2 separate regions of the Homo sapiens genome follow, and region 1 is linked to region 2. Evidence: read pairs that join two places in POLR2A ChIA-PET (ENCODE). Cell type or tissue: Panc1. All regions are shown on one strand. Links, peaks and the distances in the headings refer to the core of each region. The heading gives the core; the rest is flanking DNA.

Region 1 (2,910 bases), core at 178-2,677, 98 kb before region 2:
CTGGAGTGCAGTGGTGTGATCTCGGCTCACTGCAACCTCTGCCTCCCAGGTTCAAGCATTCTCCTGCCTCTGCCTCCTGAGTAGCTGGGATTACAGGTGCCTGCCACCACACCTGGCTAATTTTTGTACTTTTGGTAGAGACAGGGTTTCTCAATGTTAGCCAGGCTGGTCTCGAACTCCTGGCCTCAAGTGATCTGCCCACCTTGGCCTTCCAAAATACTGGGATTAAGGTATGAGCCACCGCACCCAGCCCTCCTGGGCTCTTTTCCTTTAGTTGCACTCGCTCCCCGCTCCTGGAGTAGAGGGATTTCCGAGAGACTGTGGGCTCCAGCCTTCACCTAGGCCCAGGACTAGGATGCCTGCCCTAACATTTATCTTTATACCTTAAAGCAAAACAGCTGGACCATAAGCATTCAAGAACAAACTGTGAATAAGGAGAAAGTTCTCCCAGGAAACAAGAGCTTTAGTTCTGTTGGGCCAGCCCTTATATTCCTTAGCTGTTACCAGTCACTGCTTGATTTAATCTCGGCTATCACTTGGCCTGACAGGTCTGCTGCTGGTGCCAGGATGTCTGGGTTTTGAAGCCTGGCTCCATTACATACTTCCTGTGTGACCTTGGGCAACTTACTCAACCTGTCTGTTCCTCAGTTTCCCCAGCTGTATTATGTCAGCATAATAGTTTGTTGTGTGAATTAAATGAGGTAATAACTGGAAATGCTTCAAACATGGTTCCTATCATGAGAAATCCTGCTTTCCGCCTAAATGTGCTGGAAAATTCCTGGTGGTGCAGAACAGGAGACCAGAGCAAAGGAAAGACAGGGTGCAGAAGCCAAAAATTACCTTGGAGAACAAAGCGCATGTTAAGGTTATTTTTGGATTCTAGGTTTATCTCTGCTTGGTCTTCAGTTACCTGCAAGAGATCCATTTAGGGGATTTTTGTTTGTTTTTAACGATAGCTTTATTGAGATATAATTCATATGCCATAAAAGTCACTCTTTTAAAATGTTTCCGGTATATTCACAAGGCTGTGCAGCCTTCCCTGTCCTTGATTCCAGTCTGAGTTTTTAACTGAAGGGATAAGGAGGACCACGCTTTCCCCAGACCAGAACCGCGGGCCAGGGGGCGATTCTGCTGAGTCACCGCGGGCGCCTGGTGCGCGGCGGCGGAGCCCGGGACCTTCCTTGGCTGCCCCCTAGCGAGGGCCGCAGCGCAGCCTGAGACACCCGCCGGGGCCGCTCCACGGCCGTCGGATTTAGACTGGAAGCTCGGTCCAGGTCCCCAGCTTGATGCGCCCGCGGTGTAGGAGACCAGCCCGACTCGGGCTTCCCCTGAGCCCCTGGACTCTTGACTCCAGCAGGGCCTGGGTAATGAACGTCAGCTCCCCTTTCCCAAAGGGGTTGCTCTGTTGGGAAGGCACCCGTTTGATACAGTAGCATAGAGATGGGTTTTAGCATCAAAATATCAGAATTCAAGCCTTGCTCTCTGCTTACTAGCTGTGTGACCCTAAAAAGGTTTCTGAACGTCTCTGAGCTTCAGTTTCCTCATCATTCCTTCTCACGGGGTGGTTGTGAGCATTACAGAGATCCTCTCTGTGAAGCCCCTGTGAGTGGCTCATCCTGAGGGCTGAAATAAACATGTTATTAATAATCCAAAACTGGCAAGGGATGTTGACTGGTCCCCCTCCCTTGCCCAAGGAGCTTTCTAGAACCTGAGTTATCATTACCAAACTGTACTGCCTTGAGTAAGAAAGTTAGAAGGAATGGGAAGGATGGTGGCAGGTGGAGGAAGGCGGATTGGTCATCACCTCCTTGCAGCAAGAAACAGCCCCAGATCGTGGGAAACCTACAGACCTGCTAGACAGACTAGGAGCAAAAGCTGGGGCTTTAAGAATCCCCAGGGAGGTTCTCCTGAGAGAGTAGCCAGTTGGATTTTGTAAGCAGAGATTTGTTTGGGGAGGAGGTGACAACGTAGGGAGCAGAGGGGCAAAGCTGTCGGGAATCCTGCCTTGAGGGCAGGGATGTGTGTTGGGGGGAGTTGGGTCACTGGGGCTCGGTGGCCTTGGGCAAGTTTCTACCTCTCAGGTCCTTTACCCACCTAGGGTCGCCATCCTGCCCACCTCACAGGTTACAGTGAGCCTGGATGCACTGTCATGGGCAGGTGCCCAGGAAAATGGCAGACATGTTCCAAACAGCACGCAGCATTCCCCAGTGATGCCCAGGGTCACCTTGGAGGTGGGCGAGATGCCTGGGGTTTCTCGTCCACCCCACAACACCTCAGGGGACAGCCAAAGCTGTCCCTTCAGGTAAGCTGCACAGAAGATGTGAACTCTGCTGCAAAGACTCTATTCTTTGGGAGCAAAAGGGACCCAGGGTCTCACCTGCACATCCCTGTCCCTGAGGGCCTAGGGGTTCTTGGAGGCCCCAGCCTTGGCAAAATGAGGAAGAAGGTGAAGGTTGTCTGGGCCCCTGCCAGGCTCCTTCCTCGGCCACGCACTCCCCTTCCTGCACACACACCCTTCTCCCTCCACCCCATCTCCATTGTTGTCAGAAAAGTCACAATAAAAAGGTCCATATTGTCTAGTTCCCATACTTTTAATTTTTAAAATTTTATTTATTTATTTATTTATGTATTTTTTGAGACAGAGTCTTAACCCAGGCTGGAGTTCAGTGGCATGATCTAGGCTCACTGCAACCTCTCCCTCCTGGGTTCAAGTGATTCTCATGCCTCAGCCTCCCGAGTAGCTGAGATTACAGATATGTGCCACTATGCCCAGCTAATTTTTGTATTTTTAGTAGAGACGGGGTTTCACCATGTTGGCCAGGCTGGTCTCGAACTCCTGGCCTCAAGTGATCTGCCTGCCTGAGCCTCCGGAAGTGCTGGGATTTCAGGTGTGAGCCACCGCACTCGGCT
Region 2 (2,910 bases), core at 216-2,715:
TTCCCTATCTTTCTTTCCATTCCCCCTCATTGCTGCCTGTAGTTGCTCTGAATGATGGTGTGGGAGGTGTAAGGTATGCGGCAGGGCAGCATTCATGTCAGATCTATAGTGTCCTGCAGTCAGCAGGACAGAAAATGTTCAAGGGAAATGGAACCTCTTAGTAGAGATGCTGAATGATGGAACAGGAGCTGAGAGACACACAGTCTGGGTATATCTGAGGGTGGGGGAGGTTATTTGCAACTGTATGTGGTAATGCTGTTGACAAAGAAATGACTGTTCTGTTTAGCAGGTGATATCCAATGAGTGTGCTTAAGTGTCCGGGCTTCCTGTCCTTCTTCAAGTATGAGACTATACAATTCAACACAGTAATTCAGAGAGTAACCCAACAAACATTCCTAAGTCTTCCTAGTGGCGCTGTCTGTAGCCAGAATCCCAAAAAGGGTAAAAATCTGACTCCTCTTAATAATCTGTCTGGAAAGGAACTTGAAATATAGTAAAAGGAAGGACAGGCATCAGATAATCTGGGTCTGAACTGTGAAGGCATTCAAACCCATTAGCCATTTAGTTTTAGATAAGCCACAACCTTACCAAGCCTGTTCCTTGAGCACTAACACTGAAGTAACACCTTACAAAATTTCTGGGCCGGGCATGGTGGCTCATGCCTATAATCCCAGCACTTTAGGAAGCCAAGATGGGTAGATCGCTTGGGCCCAAGAGTTTGAGACCAGCATGGGCAACACGGGGAAACCTCTTCTCTACTAAAAATGCAAAAAATTAGCCAGGCATGGTGGTGTGCACCTGTAGTCCCAGCTACCCACTGAAGTGGGAGAATCACCTGATCCTGGGAGGCCGATGCTGCAATGAGCCAAAAACCACACCACTGCATTCTAGCCTGAGTGACAGAGTGAGACTCTGTCAAAAAAAAAAAAAAAAAAAAAAAAAAAAGCCAGGTGCGGTGGCTCATGCTTGTAATCCCAGCACTTTGGGAGGCCAAGACGGGTGGATCACGAGGTCAGGAGTTCAAGACCCTCCTGGCCAATATGGTGAAACCCCCATCTCTACTAAAAGTACAAAAATTAGCCGGGCGTGGTGGCGCGTGCCTGTAGTCCCAGCTACTCAGGAGGCTGAGGCAGGAGAATTGCTTGAACTTGGGAGGCGGAGGTTGCAGTGACCCGAGATTGCACGACTGCACTCCAGCCTGGGTGACAGAGCAAAACTGTCTCAAAAGTAAAAAAAAAAAAAAAAAAAGAATTTTGAAAGCAGCATATGAGACAAATATGAGAAGAGTACTACAAACTTTAAAATGCTATACAAATAGTAACTGCAGTTACATGGGCTACATAAATCCAATGGCAAGGGAAGGTAAAAGTCAGTGACTCTGGAATCTGAAGCACAGAGGAAAATGTTTTAGTGTTTTCCACTCATTGTGTTCAAGTTTATTTATTGCTCCACCAGCTCCTGACTATCCATGTGTTCCAGGTTTTCTGTTTCCTTTCTCTTACAAGAAATCACATGGCCACAGGAATATTACACCACATCCTTATCACAGCTAGGGGGTTTTGGTAACAAAAGCCAAAAATCCCGGTATCTACTGGATTTAGGTGGCCAGAAATGCAATCATTTGAAGAACAGATGCAGAACAGGGGATTATAGTTATCTAATGTTTGATCAACTGTCAATTAGAAGGATTCTCTCTAGGACAAGGGTTAGCAATGATTGTTTTTATAAATAAACTTTTGTTGCAACACAATCAGGTTCATTTGTTCACATATTGTCTATGGCTGCTTTTGTGCTACAATGACAGGGTTGAGCAGTTGTGACATGAACTGACATCAATTATATGGCCTGCAAAGCCTAAGATATTTACCATATGGCCCTTGAAGAAAAAGTTCAGGCCGGGCGTGGTGGTTTACACCTGTAATCCCAGCACTTTGAGAGGCCAAGATGGGTGGATCACTTGAGCTCAGTTCAAAACCAGCCTGGGCAATATAGCAAGACCCCATCTTTGTAGGGGGCGGGAGGCGGGGAAGCAGGTTGTGGTGGTGCACACTTGTAGTCCCAGATACTTAGGAGGCTGAAGTGGGAGGACTGTTTAGAGCCCAGGAAGTCAAGGTTGCAGTGAGCTGTGATCACTCCACTGAACTCCAGCTTAGGGCACCGAGCAAGACCCTGTATCTAAAAAATAAAAATTAAAAAAAAAAAAAAAACAAAAAAAAAACTTACAGACTACCTGGGAGATATTATGAAGAACAGCATGGAGCCCTTATCCTCAGGGAGATTACATCCCATCCCTTCCCCACTCCCCCCGCCACCAAGACAGGGTCTCACTACCGTTCCCCAGGCTGCAGTGCATTGGCTCAATCATGGCTCACTGCGGCCAAGACTTCCTGGGCTCAGCTGATCCTCCCACCTCAGCCTGCTGAGTAGCTGGGACGACAGGCGTGTGCCACCACGCCCAGTTAATTCTTGTGTTTTTAGTAGAGATAGGGTTTTGCCATGTTGCCCATGCTGGTCTCAAACTTCTGACCTCAGATGATGAACCCGCCACGGCCTCCAAAAGTGCCAGGATTACAGGTGTGAGCCACTGTGCCTGGTCCCTAAAATTTAAATAACAGAAAGCAAATACACAAACAGCCATAACATAATTCATTAACATATTGATAAAACACAATAGGGTAGGTGCAGTGGCTCCTGACTGTAATCCCAGCACTTTAGGGAGGCCGAGGCGGGTGGATCACCTGAGGTCAGGAGTTGGAGACCAGCCTGGCCAACATGGTAAAACCCCATCTCTACTAAAAATACAAAAAAATTAGCCAGGCGTGGTGGCATACGACTGTAGTCCCAGCTACTTGGGAGGCTGAGACAAAACTGCTTGAACCCAGGAGGTGGGGGCTGCAGTGAGCCAACATC

What was found. ChIA-PET counts read pairs that join two places held together with the same protein. Peaks named below come from ENCODE experiments on the same cell type or tissue, not always from the same donor. Only the 100,000 strongest peaks of a DNase experiment are listed, where the experiment ranks them.
Region 1: POLR2A ChIA-PET joins it to region 2 with 8 read pairs; 2 of 35 experiments call an interaction of 5 or more read pairs at or near these places.

The regions. Positions count from the first base shown.
Region 1 is chr17:45,948,053-45,950,962 of GRCh38, forward strand. The region is part of intron 1 of MAPT (microtubule associated protein tau); the gene reads left to right. Among named protein-coding and RNA genes, the nearest start is that of STH, 50 kb to the right of the region's middle. In Panc1, for the core only: a CTCF peak has its summit at 1,191 (motif pointing left); a DNase peak (open chromatin) is centred at 1,233; H3K4me3 peaks cover 739 bases; H3K27ac peaks cover 1,177 bases.
Region 2 is chr17:46,045,612-46,048,521 of GRCh38, forward strand. All of the region lies in intron 7 of KANSL1 (KAT8 regulatory NSL complex subunit 1), which reads right to left. Among named protein-coding and RNA genes, the nearest start is that of STH, 48 kb to the left of the region's middle. In Panc1, for the core only: no CTCF peak of the experiment used is centred there; no DNase peak of the experiment used is centred there.